5 separate regions of the Homo sapiens genome follow, and regions 1, 3, 4 and 5 are each linked to region 2. A link is a contact called in ENCODE Hi-C or POLR2A ChIA-PET data. All regions are on one chromosome and are shown on one strand. The core of a region is the stretch at or near the end of the contact, and the rest is flanking DNA. Distances in the headings are between cores, read along the strand shown.

What was found. A loop is a pair of places that touch in the nucleus more often than their neighbours do. ChIA-PET counts read pairs that join two places held with the same protein, here RNA polymerase II (POLR2A). Pooled maps may share reads with other maps.
Region 1: a map of IMR-90 shows a loop between it and region 2 (4-fold over the local background). The contact joins the enhancer-like site here to the promoter of COMTD1 in region 2. A Hi-C loop is called at or near these places in 2 of 168 maps with a recorded cell type or tissue (IMR-90 and PC-3), 1 of 37 single-sample maps with no recorded cell type and 6 of 50 pooled maps. POLR2A ChIA-PET finds 5 or more read pairs at or near these places in 1 of 52 experiments (WTC11).
Region 3: a loop to region 2 is called in a map with no recorded cell type, with 9 times the contacts of the local background. The contact joins the enhancer-like site here to the promoter of COMTD1 in region 2. A Hi-C loop is called at or near these places in 4 of 37 single-sample maps with no recorded cell type and 4 of 50 pooled maps.
Region 4: a loop to region 2 is called in a map of B cell, with 6 times the contacts of the local background. The contact joins the enhancer-like site here to the promoter of COMTD1 in region 2. A Hi-C loop is called at or near these places in 1 of 168 maps with a recorded cell type or tissue (B cell) and 2 of 50 pooled maps. POLR2A ChIA-PET finds 5 or more read pairs at or near these places in 1 of 52 experiments (activated naive CD4-positive, alpha-beta T cell).
Region 5: a loop to region 2 is called in a map with no recorded cell type, with 4 times the contacts of the local background. The contact joins the enhancer-like site here to the promoter of COMTD1 in region 2. A Hi-C loop is called at or near these places in 1 of 168 maps with a recorded cell type or tissue (heart left ventricle), 2 of 37 single-sample maps with no recorded cell type and 7 of 50 pooled maps. POLR2A ChIA-PET finds 5 or more read pairs at or near these places in 1 of 52 experiments (WTC11).

The regions. Positions count from the first base shown.
Region 1 is chr10:74,922,573-74,925,272 of GRCh38, reverse strand. All of the region lies in intron 3 of KAT6B (lysine acetyltransferase 6B), which reads right to left. Among named protein-coding and RNA genes, the nearest start is that of KAT6B, 97 kb to the right of the region's middle. Within about 2 kb of position 1,437, at least 9 of the 41 ENCODE cell types and tissues checked have a DNase peak (open chromatin) inside an H3K27ac peak, as active enhancers do; they include IMR-90 and PC-3, where a contact is called at or near this core.
Region 2 is chr10:75,234,589-75,237,288 of GRCh38, reverse strand. It overlaps COMTD1 (catechol-O-methyltransferase domain containing 1), which reads left to right and starts at 1,332. Exons shown (of 7, transcript NM_144589.4): 1 at 1,332-1,454; 2 at 1,546-1,673; 3 at 1,917-2,022; 4 at 2,111-2,229; 5 at 2,297-2,351; 6 at 2,546-2,679. The coding sequence starts at 1,361. RefSeq lists silencers at 1,084-1,378, 1,414-1,553, 1,714-1,793, 1,924-2,213, 2,374-2,603.
Region 3 is chr10:75,605,199-75,607,898 of GRCh38, reverse strand. The region is part of intron 2 of LRMDA (leucine rich melanocyte differentiation associated); the gene reads right to left. Among named protein-coding and RNA genes, the nearest start is that of MIR606, 54 kb to the right of the region's middle. Within about 2 kb of position 1,383, at least 4 of the 41 ENCODE cell types and tissues checked have a DNase peak (open chromatin) inside an H3K27ac peak, as active enhancers do.
Region 4 is chr10:74,853,663-74,856,362 of GRCh38, reverse strand. All of the region lies in intron 3 of KAT6B (lysine acetyltransferase 6B), which reads right to left. Among named protein-coding and RNA genes, the nearest start is that of KAT6B, 28 kb to the right of the region's middle. RefSeq lists a silencer at 83-293. Within about 2 kb of position 1,327, at least 9 of the 41 ENCODE cell types and tissues checked have a DNase peak (open chromatin) inside an H3K27ac peak, as active enhancers do; they include B cell, where a contact is called at or near this core.
Region 5 is chr10:74,899,063-74,901,762 of GRCh38, reverse strand. All of the region lies in intron 3 of KAT6B (lysine acetyltransferase 6B), which reads right to left. Among named protein-coding and RNA genes, the nearest start is that of KAT6B, 74 kb to the right of the region's middle. Within about 2 kb of position 1,387, at least 4 of the 41 ENCODE cell types and tissues checked have a DNase peak (open chromatin) inside an H3K27ac peak, as active enhancers do.

The sequences.
Region 1 (2,700 bases), core at 188-2,687, 310 kb after region 2:
GTCAGGAGTTCAAGACCAGCCTGGCCAACATGGCAAAACCCTGTCTCTACTAAATAATACAAAAATTAGCCAGACGTGGTGAAGAGCACCTGTAATCCCAGCTAATTGGGAGGCTGAGGTAGGGAGAATTGCTTGAACCCGGGAGGCAGAGGTTGCAGTGAGCCGAGATCATGTCACTGCACTCCAGCCTAAGCGAGACTCCTTCTCAAAAAATAAAAAATAAATAAAAGTAAATTTACATTTTGGTTTGGATACAGAGACTAAAAGGTCTCCTCTACCACCCCATAAATTCTAGTATCAGACCTTTAAACTTTCAGATGTTAAGAATTAGTTTATTCCCCAAAGGTTCAATTAGAACACAGCTGAAAAAAAAAAAATTCAGTATAGCAAACTGACTGATTCCATGATCTGATTTCATCACCGAGCAGTAGGAAGCATTTAGCTGGTCTACAGAGAGAGAGGTGTGTGGTTCTCTTGGCTAGAAGGCACAAAATCCAACTTTCTGTTCTTTTGGCAAAAGAAGGAATGTCCAATCAGCATAGTAGGAAGTAAGTAACAGAATTTCTAATTTTACAAAGTTAGTCAATTTCATGGTTAAGAAGTGCTGTTTTGATGGTAACCTTTACATTTTTACAACCCAACTATGAGTATTAAGTAGGGAAGATCCAACTAAGATAGTTATTTCAGGGGTAACGTCCCTTTCTCTCAAAGTTAAAACTCTTAATATAATTCACTTGGCTTGTAACATGGTATTTAGTCATTCTCATTCTTTGAATTGTTGCCTAATGCAAGCTTTCATTTGGATACACCACTCCCGTTGATGTTTATAGGACTGCCTTGCTATTAACCTCTAACCCAATTAGTCACCAAACTGACAGCATGCATTGCTATTTGGAAGCCAACTGCTTATGAAGGAATTTTTTTTTAGAATCTGAACAAAATGAGCCGTATTATGGCCACTTTATTTATAGTTTTTAACGAAGTATTCCAGGATATCTACAGTGACAAACTCAGGGTAAAAGCAAATCAGGTCCTTTGTGTGCACTGGGCCAGGGAGTGAGGGCTATTTTAAATAAAAATATGTTTTAAAAATTTAAAGGTGTAATCCACCTTCTACCATGGCCATCTCTCCCCTTTACTTCTGTTACCTCTGTTTATCTCAGTGATAGATAACTCCATCCTTCCAGTTATTCAGGCCAATAACCTTGAAGTCTTCTCTTTTTCTAACACTCTGCATCAAGTTCATCAACAAATTCTGCGGGCTCTACTTCAAAATACATCCAGAATCTGTCCTCTTCTCACACTCTCCACCATTACCACTGGCCTAAACCATCATATCTCTTGCTTGTTTTGTGGCAATACCCTCCCAGCTGCCACCTTGGTGCCGCCTACAGCTTATTCTCAACACAGCAGCAGGAAACAGCTTGTTAAAACGTTAAGTCAAATCATGTGCCTCCTCTGTTCAAAACCCTGCAAAGGCATCCATCACTCTCAGCAAAGCCAGAGGCCTGACCTGTGCTGAGACCTTCCTCCCATCTGCTCTCACCTCTTACTACTTGACGACTCTCCCCTCTCTCTCCACGCCAGCCACACTGGCCTCTTATCTGTTTCTCAGACATGTCAAGGGCTCTTTGCACTTGCTGTTCCCTCCATCTAGAACACTCCTTCTCCATGCCTGGAATGCTCCCTCACTTCCCTCAGAAGTCAAGTTAAATGTCACTTTCTTAGAGAGGTCTTTCCTCATCAAACTATTTAAAAAAGCAATGCCTCCCCATCCCATCACTCCTTAATTCCCTTACTCTGCTTTATTTTTCTCCATAGCATTTCTCACAGCTGACATGCTATATACTCACTTACATTATTTGTCTCTTCCCATTAGGATGTAAATGAATTTCATGAGGGCAGAGACTTGTCTGTTTTGCTCCCTGCTGTGTCCCCAGTGCCTACAACAGTGCCTGACATACACCAGGTGCTCAAGAAATAGTGGCTGAATTAATGAATAAATAAATGAATGAATACTAGACTTCCTCCCTTCTACTTCTCCTACTCCTTTTCTATACTACTTCTAATAATAGAATTGTTTGCCCATGACTCATTGATAAAGTTGTCTTGCATTTACTTCTCTAAGATCTATTTCAAACTAACTTATCCTGAGCCCACACCCAATAAATAAACAAGAACTTAAGAAACCAGCTTACTTACCTTCTAACTAAACATTAGGTGCTTGAATCTTTCCAATAACCTCTACCTGTTTCTAAGGGCCTATAATTTCTTCTGCCACAGTGTATAATTCAGCCAGTGTTTCTCAATCCTCAGGCATTCCCAGACCATCCACGGCAATTTTGCTTCATCTGTGTATCACCTGTGCTATTATTTTCTTAACAAGTTTTAAACCTGGCTCACTTTTATTCTTTAAAAAAAAATATGACTACAGAAATGAAGTGTTTGTTCATGAACCACCACTGGAGGTTACATATACCAAACTCTGGATTCACTTGAGCCAAAAAGTTTACCATGGGGCCTGTAATACCTTTAGGATGTAAAACAAACACACATACATACACACACATCCTTTTGCTTAACGCTATGTAAGTTAAAAACTGAAGTCACATTAGAATCAGATCATCTATGGACTCAAAATATATCATGAAGAAATGTCTAAATTCCTAGTCAGATTAATTCAGGCCATCAACACTAAGT
Region 2 (2,700 bases), core at 83-2,582:
ATTTTTTTTTTTAAATTAGCTGGGCACAGTGGTGACCGCCTGTGGTCCCAGCTACTTGGGAGGCTGAGGCAAGAGGATTGCTGAGCCTGGGAGCTCGATGCTGCAATAAGCAGTAATCTTGCCACTGCACTTCAGCCTTGCCAGAGACCTTGCCAAAAAAAAAAAAAAGAACACCAACGCCAGGCACAATGGCTCAGGCCTGTAATCCCAGCACTTTGGAAGGACGAGGCAAACAGATCACTTGAGGCCAGGAGTCTGACACCAGCCTGGCCAAAATAGCAAAACCCGTCTCTACAAAAAATACAAAAATTAGTTGGGTGTAGGGGTGCGTGCCTGTAGTCCCAGCTACTCCAGAGTCTGAGGCAGGAGAATCGCTTGAATCAGGAGGTGGAGGTTGCAGTGAGACCAGATTGTGCCACTGCACTCCAGCCTGGGTGACAGAGCGAGACTCAGTCTCAAAAAAAAAAAAAAAAAGGACAGCGTCAGCGTCTTTCACCTCCTCCGGAGTTTGGCGCATGGTAGGGGTTCAATCAGTGTTCTCTGGACAGTGTTTCAACAGAACAACCTTGCAAGGGAGCTTCACCGGCTTTCTCCCCAAGATGTCTTCATTCCAACCTACCAACATAACAGCAGCTGCCACTTATGTATTGTGCTACTGTGTGCGAAGCTGTGGGATCTGGTGCCTTTTATGGTAAGATTGTAGGCCTCATTTTACAGGAAGGAAACTGAGGCTCAGAGAGACTGGCAGGACCAAGATTAGACACTCGTATCCATCTGGCCCCCAAAAGCAGGATTTTAACAGCTAAGAATATGGTCTCAGTTCCACAGGCCCACCCCAGGGCTCCTGAACCCCAATTCGAGGCTGCATGCCCTCAAACCAGTTCCCTCACTCCTTCAGCCTGATGCTTTGGGGCATCTTGTCCAGGAGGCCTTCCCCCTTTAATCTCTATCTCTTGTACTTGTGACTATCTTGTAACTTACACTGGCGCCCTCCATACACAATTCACATATGCCCCCAAGGGGCCTCAGAATAAATGGTGGCGAGGAGAAAAAAGCATTGGCAGGAGGGGAATGGAGGCAGGCACCTGGACTGCGGGCACAGGCGGGAAAATTCAGATCTAGGCGCTTGGCCTGCTCCCCGCAGGGGCGCAGTTCCCGGCGCGGCCACCAGATCGCGCCCGGCTCTCTCGGGCGGGGCTTGCAGTAAGGCTGTGTGGCCGCCAGATGATGCCCGAGACCGCGGCTCCGCGGGTAGTGCCCCGACAAGGTGGAGCCCGGCGGGCCCGCGAGTCCGAGACCTGTCCCAGGAGCTCCAGCTCACGTGACCTGTCACTGCCTCCCGCCGCCTCCTGCCCGCGCCATGACCCAGCCGGTGCCCCGGCTCTCCGTGCCCGCCGCGCTGGCCCTGGGCTCAGCCGCACTGGGCGCCGCCTTCGCCACTGGCCTCTTCCTGGGTGAGCAGGACCTGGTCCCGGCGGGCGGGTGGGCGGGCGCAGAGTAGGGCGCGGCGTGGCTCAGGTTAATCCAACACCCTCTCCCCGTCAGGGAGGCGGTGCCCCCCATGGCGAGGCCGGCGAGAGCAGTGCCTGCTTCCCCCCGAGGACAGCCGCCTGTGGCAGTATCTTCTGAGCCGCTCCATGCGGGAGCACCCGGCGCTGCGAAGCCTGAGGCTGGTCAGCAGGGCGCGGGACGGAAACGGGCGTCCCTCTCGACCCCTGCGGGTCCCACGTGGCTGTGTGACCTTGGGCTGGGCCCTGGCCCTCCCTGGGCTTCCGGCTTCCCTGGGCCGGGTGCGGTGGGCGTTCCGAAGGGCCAGTCCCCCAGGCCACGCCCAGAACCGCGCCCCTGGGGCTTGGGACCCCCAGGGCGAAGGTGGGTGACCTGCATGGCTGGTGCCACCCTCTCCTTTCACGCAGCTGACCCTGGAGCAGCCGCAGGGGGATTCTATGATGACCTGCGAGCAGGCCCAGCTCTTGGCCAACCTGGCGCGGCTCATCCAGGCCAAGAAGGCGCTGGACCTGGGTAGGGGCACGCGGCCGGGATCCCGGAGGGCCGAGGTTTCCGGGCCGACCCCCACTCTGGGCTGAGCCCGTCTGTGTCCTGGTCCCAGGCACCTTCACGGGCTACTCCGCCCTGGCCCTGGCCCTGGCGCTGCCCGCGGACGGGCGCGTGGTGACCTGCGAGGTGGACGCGCAGCCCCCGGAGCTGGGACGGCCCCTGTGGAGGCAGGTGAGCGCCCGCGCCTAGCTCTGCAGCCCCAGGCGGGGGCGCAACGGCTGACCCGCTCCCTCCGCAGGCCGAGGCGGAGCACAAGATCGACCTCCGGCTGAAGCCCGCCTTGGAGACCCTGGGTGAGCACCGAAGCGGGAAGGGCTTTGAAGCCATTCATTGCAAACGAGGCTGCTGTGTGGCCGAGCTGTGACTGGGCCTGCCGGGCAGGTTAAGGGCAGGGCCGGTTGTCACAGAGCCCGGGCCGGCCTGGGAGGGGCCTCAGGGCCGCCGGGGCCGCGGACTCAGCCGCACCTGCCCTCCCTCCCCCCGCAAGACGAGCTGCTGGCGGCGGGCGAGGCCGGCACCTTCGACGTGGCCGTGGTGGATGCGGACAAGGAGAACTGCTCCGCCTACTACGAGCGCTGCCTGCAGCTGCTGCGACCCGGAGGCATCCTCGCCGTCCTCAGAGTAAGGGATCCACTGCGGGGG
Region 3 (2,700 bases), core at 134-2,633, 370 kb before region 2:
TAACAGAAGCAACCAGAGAGCTGGTTAAAAATAGAAAATCTTGGGCTCCAAAAAAAAAAAAAAAAAAAAAAAAACCACTGAATCAAAATCTCCAGGAGTGGGGCCTAGGAATCACAATTTTTTAAAGTTCCTTGGGTGGTTCCAGTGCAGCCAGTCATTTGGAAATCACTAAGTCACCTCACTTGCTTGCACATGAGGAATGAAGACAGTGCTGTTGTTACAAAACCAAAACAAGGCAGTGATTCTCCCTTAAAAAGAAAAAGATGCTCATCTGTAATGCTTTAGCATTTGTTTACAGATAATTAAATGTGGAGGAAAAGAAGGTTAGGACCTGAGAAAATCATGTGTTAAAAACTAAAAGTGGAAGGGCCCACTATAAATTAGAGCACTACAAAATTATCACCTGTATCAATAGAAAAATATAGTTCAATATAAGAACATCCAAAGAAATACAGTATTACATGAAATGGCTTCCCATCTGTAGTAGCTTTAACATAACAGAATTAAGACAACAAATCTGCTGAGGGGAAAATATCATGTAGGTCAATTTTATTCATTCGAATCTAACAGACTAGAAATTTGAAGAAATTTTAACAAGCATTTACTTTCCTATCGTATGTCAAGAAAGGCCTTGTTCATAAATACAAGATAGGAAAGACTTTCAGAAGATAGTTAAAACTCAAGAGGACTGTTCTGAAATGTCTTGATCACTTTGGAAGTAACCATTTCTCTAACATTTTGTAATAAAATGCCAAGTATTTTTAACTAGTCATTAAAACTGTTCCGGGAATTTCTATTGTAGACTTTGATATCTAATTCAAGTGGCTGCATAAATTTGGAAGCTACAAAATCAATTTTCCATAAAATATCATTTGGGCTTCACTAATCCAAACTGGCCTCCTTCCTAATTAGGTTGAATTCATGGGATTTTATTGTAATGCACTGCCAAATCAAATTGTTAAAACTGGGAACTTTGTGCTATTTTGGATTATCATAACATCCTTTCCCTCCATTAGCAGGGATGGCCAGAGGTTGCTAATACAATAAATGTTTAATGGATGGCAACACTGTCCCTTGCCCCCAGAAATAGAGATACAGACATAAAAATACCCTCAGATCTGTTTGTATCCATGCTTTCTGCCTTCTCTCTTGCTTGTGGCAAACAGTGAATTTTCCCAATATAAAGAGACATGCCAATCGACTTACTCAAGCCAAAGGTAAACAGAAAAGAAGTGAGAAGAAAGGGATGAAAAAACACTGCGGCAGCTCTGGGAGACATAGTCTTCTGTGCCAAGAGACCATCACCTCCTATAAATGTCCCCAGTCCTTTAACATTTGAAATAGAAAGGTGCAGTGGAAATGCAGGCTTCTGGAAGGGCACCAATAGAGCCCATGTAGCCCGGAATGGACTCTGCCCTTAACTAGAAACTGGGAGTCAGTGAGAAAATAGAACCTCGGTTCTAAAAATAGCCCACTTATTTTCATTTCTGGTTTCAATACCTTCACTGCACCTTTGTTTTAAAGGCATTACAGGAGTTCTGACATTTTCTTTCCATTTCTGAATCAACAGAGAAGAAATTCAGCTACATGGTAAGAGAGTTAATATTCTACCTTCTCGCACACTTAACACAGACATACCCATGCAAGAGCACATGTTAAGACTGGCCTCAGTTTGGTTGGGTTTAAGAGAAGGAGTTACCAGCAGTGAACTTTACTTATCTTACCATTAGAAAACAGGGTTGGCCAGGCGCAGTGGCTCATGCCTGTAATCCTAGCACTTTGGGAGGCTGAGGCGGGTGGATCACTTGAGCCCAGGAGTTCAAGACCAGCCTGGGCAATATGATGAAACCCCATCTCTGCAAAAAATACAAAAATTAGCTGAGCATGGTGGTGCACACCTGTAGTTACAGCTACTTGGGAGCCCAAGGTAGGAAGAGCATCTGAGTCCAGGAGGCAGAGGTTGCAGTGAGCCATGATTGCGCCACTGCACTCCAGCCTGAGTGACAGAGCAAGACCCCGTCTCAAAAAGAAAGAAAGAAAGGCTTATTTGGGAGGAGGTGAGACGGCAAGAGAGTACTCAGTTCCCAGCCGCTGCCATCACTCTTTCTCCTTCAACTGCTCACACAAAGAACTTGGCCATTCAAGCCAAAGAAATGTAGATTTCTGTCCCAGCTTCACCATGACCTTAGATAAGTTAATTTCTGCAACTCAGTTTCTTCATGTTTGAAATACTGATAATTATTTTCATTCCAATCACTCTTAACATTAGAGCAGCGGCAGGAGGGGTTAGAATGTGCCCAGAAAGGATGCGTTAGGACAAGGGTCCTGCTGTCACTCTCCAATCAGATCAAAGTGTTCCATCAGTGGCCTTTCAATATGTTTAACTTCTCTTTTTCTTGTCCTTCGACTGCTGGGGAAGAAAATGTTTTAGTTAAGTATCCCACAATGTACAAACTTTCTAGGTGCGATTCTCTGCTTGGGGCAAACACGGGAAATTTTGGAACATATCCAGATGGAGAACAGGCTGACTCTTGACTGAAGACTGGTGTAAACTACAGTGTGGAACAGACTGTCTTCTATATTCAAACAGCTCCTATCATCTGAGCTATCAAAAATCCAACCAGCGTCAGGGAGACATTCAGGAAGAAAGGACTCTCATAAAGAAGCCACTCATAATCAAACTTGGAGAAATTGATTTAG
Region 4 (2,700 bases), core at 78-2,577, 380 kb after region 2:
TTAATCCCAGCACTTTGGGAGGCCTAGGCGGGTAGATCACCTGATGTCAGGAGTTCAAGACCAGCCTGGCCAACCTGGCGAAACCCCATCACTACTAAAAATAAAAAAAGTTAGCCGGGCATGGTGGCACGCACCTGTAGTCCCAGCTGCTCGGGAGGCTGAGGCAAGAGAATTGCTTGAACCTGGGAGGTGGAGGTTGCAGTGAGCTAAGATCATACCACTGCACCCCAGCCTGGGCAACAGAGCGAGACTCCATCTCAAAAAAAGTCAAAAGTTATAAATGAGATTTTGGGGCCATTTGGGGAAATATGGACTGTCAGTTAACACTCATTCCACTGCCGAATTTTTTGCGTAATAGTATAGTATATAAGAGAACATTTTTGATATATTATTAAGTATTTAGGGGTGAAATATAATATTTGTAATTTAGTTTCCAACAGTTTAGTCAAAATTGTGAATATATAAATGTGCTGTATATATACGCACACCCATGTATAAAAACATATACATATACACACATATAGGAAGAGAAAGAATGTGGCAAAATGTTAAAATTGGTGAATCTATGTGAAAGAAATAGAGTGTTTACTGTACTACTCTTTTAATATTTATGAAATACTCTAATTTTATAAATTATAAAGGTTAGGAGAGAAGTATTTTCCTAGCTCCCTCCATGCCTGCCTTTCCCAGGTCTGCTCACACACTGCCAGGAGTCTACCTGGAACAGCTGATGTTCTTCAAACAGCCAATACTCTTCCACTAGCAGATCCTGTTTTCTGCTGCTTTACTCACAACTCAAGGCTCAACAGCTAAAGCTGGGTTTTGTTATAAGACAGAAGTGTTTACAATACTAATTTTGAAAACAAGTTGGTCAAATATCAAATGGGAGTCATCTTTTAATGGCCTTATTACTAGATTTTAATATGTTCTTATGTTTCTCTTTCCCAAGATAATGTTTATGATCTGTTTCTTAAACTTCATCATACCCATAGGGTGGCAAGCATGACAGGGAAACCTTGGACAAAAAGCAGGGCTGGTCACATCAGAAACTACTAACAGAAACAGTCAAGCTCTGCCTCTGGCTCTCAGCCCATGTCACTCTGAACACCCTAGGCAGCCCAGACCAAGGCTCACCTCCTTCCTGCAGGCCTCACTGCTCTCCATATGGCAGCTCACTGACATCAAAGAAGACGGAAGAAATTATCTAAATTCACCAGGCTAGTTCCACTCCTTCCCTTGAATTGTGGAAGAGTCGCTGATATCTCAATTACCTCTCCTGCAATAGTACCTTTTTCCCTGCATGCTAAGATTTTGCAATGCTAAAAAGCAGGGTGAGAAGTGTATACTGGACTAACAGATGGAAGATTAACAACAAAAGACCGACTTGATGGGGGAGACAAAACTACAATGTTTGTATACCTATAATAAAAATACTGAGGAAGAAAAATTGAACTTGTAAGTAAAGTTAGGTTGCTCTTCTGTAACGCCTGTCGAGCTACAGACAGGAAAAGGCCCAGCATGGTTTCTGTGTACGCCTATGCTGTTTCTAATAGAAAGGACAAAATAGAGCCAAAACATCTGTTGACCAGTTAAGTTTGTTAATGAAACCAAATTGCAGCTGGTTTATCACAGATCAAAAGTGAGGCAAATTAGAGAAAGGATGTATGAACAAAGCTGGTTTCTAAAAAATAGTGGCTAAAGAATTCTAAACCCACTTGTCAAATTAACAAAAATCCTTCCTGGATTTTGCTTAGACCAGTGATTAGTATTTACTTTGTATCTTTGCAGAGACCAGCCTCATAGTTTAAATCTAGTATCATTCACTCTAAAATGTTGTCTATATTGCTCATTTTGCAGATTTATCAAAATATCACCTTTCATTAAAAAAAAACAGAAAAAACATACACTCTACATAATATTACACTAATTAAAAGATTCACTTATATAAGGAAAAAGAATATGTAGTTTGCAACTGTTGGAGACTTCTCTGGTAAAGTGCTTCTGCCCCAAGCAGAGGCATATGTACAGTTAGCATTTCACATATCCACTGCCACAACTCCTTCTCTTACATGTACAACTTTCCATCACCACCTGAAGACAGAGAGATAAGCACACCCACTCACAAAAACATACTTCCCTCTTGGCCCTGCTAACTCAAAATGTCACATGCAAATTACATGGCTGACGCATTTGCTAACTTTAATTTGGTGAGCTAATTGATGTTTATGTACTCAGAAACATTAATAGATTGGAGAGATCAAAGTACCTGAGAAGATTCAGGTTCATATTTTAAATGCTAGTGTGATCAGAGAACAGTTTCACCTAATCTACTGTAGTTTAAGGCACAGGGCCAAGAAAAGGAAGTTTATAAACAAAACAAAAAGTCAAGAATTTTACAATTAAAACACATTGCTACTGTCATGATAAAACAATGGGCTGGGCGTGGTGGGGCATGCCTCTAATCCCAGCACTTTGGGAGGCCGAGGTGGGCAGATCACAAGGTCAGGAGTTCGAGACCAGCCTGGCCAATATGGTGAAACCCCCGTCTCTACTAAAAATACAAAAAAATTAGCCAGGAGTGGTGGCACATGCCTGTAATCCCAGCTACTCGGGAGGCCAAGACAGGAGAATTGCTTTAACCTGGGAGGCGGAGGTTGCAGTGAGCCGAGACCATGCCACTACACTCCAGCCTGGGCAAGA
Region 5 (2,700 bases), core at 138-2,637, 340 kb after region 2:
CTCCCCACAAACTGATGAGAATCTCTGAATCTCTCCAACCCCAGCACTCACAAACAGAACAATCCCAGTCAGAAGAGGATTTGCCTATTAGCGACACTATCTCCACCAAGACAGCAGCCTTATTAAATTACAACTGTTTGAACAAGGTCAAGCACTCAGAGTTTAATTCAAAGTGTTTCCAGGTATAATGCTGTCAGGTCAACTTAAACAAGCCAACAGAGGCTTGGAGGCTGATTAAATATTAAAACAGAATCTTTCACATCTGTTTTTACCCAAGGATGAAATTACTGTACATCACTTCAATCAGCTCATTAATACACTACACACACATCTTGCCTCAAAGGTTACAGGAATATCAATGCTTCAGAGGCCTGCAGTGAAACCTGCCCACACAGCCAGAAGTGAGGTCACTACATACTTTACAGAACGTCAATATTTCTTTATAAAATGTGAGAGATAATCAGTTAGACATAGACACATTTTAAATTAAAGCATGAAAACCTCCGTGAAGTTAAGCCAGTTGCTTTTGATCTGAACCTTTTCATCATTCATTCAGTTGGCTTTGACAGGTAACTGGATAGCATACGTTGAGCAAAAATTTTGATTCAACGGTAATTATTTTATAAAATGGAGGGTTGTCACATCCAAGTAGAGGGTCATGGTGATCACATTTTTTAACTTATAAAAGCACAAATATAAAATATAAAAGATATTTTAAGTGTAAAAGATATTTAAGATTTTATACTTAAAATATCTTTTATATATATAAACATTTCAAAGGACACACACTTAGGACACTCAAGAATATATACTTTCATGGAGTATTAGGTGAATGAGCAGTTGAGAATTTTCTGCTTTTAAAACTCCTATAACAAGGAATGACACCTGGACAAACAGTCAAGAATCACTTAGAATAGGTCTCTGTTTAACCCCCACTCCCCCAACATTTGCACTCAATGAATAATTCTTACGCTGTTTTGTAGCACTATGTGGTAGGCAGTGATAGCTATTGGCTGGGACTGCTATGCACATTTCCCACCCATGCCTCTTCTTCTGGTATATCACCCCCTTTCATCTGGGAACCTCGCTAGTCCTTGACAGTTGTCAAACACAGTGCCCTCACCCCCTAGCCAGTTGAGTGAGCACACTCTTCAAACCACAGTCCTCATGACCTGGGTGACAGTCTAAAGCATGGGCACATGCCTCCAACAGGCTGCTCCTACACGTGCGCTGGAAAAGAAAAGTCTTTGGGGTTGCCCACCTGGCAGAAGGTATGGGCAGCCATTTTCCCACCCCCAACAAGACAGCCAACAAGCAAAACGCAAAACCTACTCGCAGACAGAGTGAGCAGAGCTCAAGATGTACAAAAACAGCACTGACCACATCCTCTGAGCAACTGGAGCCAACTGGGCCCAATCCACCTCTACTTTCTGTTTTGAACATTAGGTGTCTCTAGCTAAGTCTGATATGAATTAATTAATAATATATTTCAATAAGATATTTTAAATTAGTTCAATATAGACAAGGATGACAAATTTTAAATATTTAACATTTGACTAAAAATAATTGTGTTAGTATCAATGTTACTTGTGAGATGTTTCATTGTGATACTGCCCTAAGGTCACTTAATTAATGTTAACATTATCTGTGTTTAGGTATGTTAGTAATAAAAAAAATCAGAAAAGTTATTCTGACCCAAAGTACAGATAAAATCACACTTTGCTCTAAGAATCCTACTGACCTCTCTTTTTTCTGAAGTTCTACAGAACTTACTTATACACTATAGAACACTTACCTAGAGATTTTAATCTTGCACTGCTTTCTTACTGTTTCATGTGTAATTGATTTAAAGTTTTATTAATTGTTTTGCTATGTTAAAAACAATAAAGTTTGCTTAAATATAAGGTATTTCAAATTAGTTCAATATAGACTAGGATGACAAATTTTAACTATTTAACATTTGACCAAAAATAATGATGTTGGTATCAATGTTATTTGTGAGATCTGTTTCATGGTAATACTGCCCTAAGGTCACTTACTTACTCAGGAGTAGAGGACAAACTTACACCCAAAAAAGGGTGACTATTGAGTAACAAAACCTTCAAAACCCAACTTAAACACTGCAGGCTAAGGAAAAATTATTCAAGAACCATTTGTGAGATGCTGGAGTTTTAAAAATTCATTTAGAGGTCGGGCGCGGTGGCTCATGCCTGTAATCCCAGCACTTTGACAGGCTAAGGTGGGTGGATCACCAGAGGTCAGGAGTTCGAGACCAGCCTGGCCAACGTGGTGAAACCCCATCTCTACTAAAAATATACAAAATTAGCCAGGCATGGTGGCAGGCGCCTGTAATCCCAGCTACTGGGGAGGGTGAGGCAGGAGAATCCCTTGAACCCAAGAGGCAGAAGTTGCATGAGCCGAGATCGCGCCATTGCATTCTAGCCTGACTGACAAGAAAGAAACTCCGTCTCAAATAATAATAATAATAATAATAATAATAATAATAATAATAATTCATTTAGAATTTTAGAAATAGTTGTTTCCATGAGTACATGAAAAACATTTTATTTCTTTGAATTCATTGATACTATTTTTTTTTTTTGAGATGGAGTACTGCTCTGTCACCCAGGCTGGAGTGCAGTGGCGCAATCTCAGCTCACTGCAACCTCCGCCTCTTGGGTTCAAGCAACTTTCTTGCCT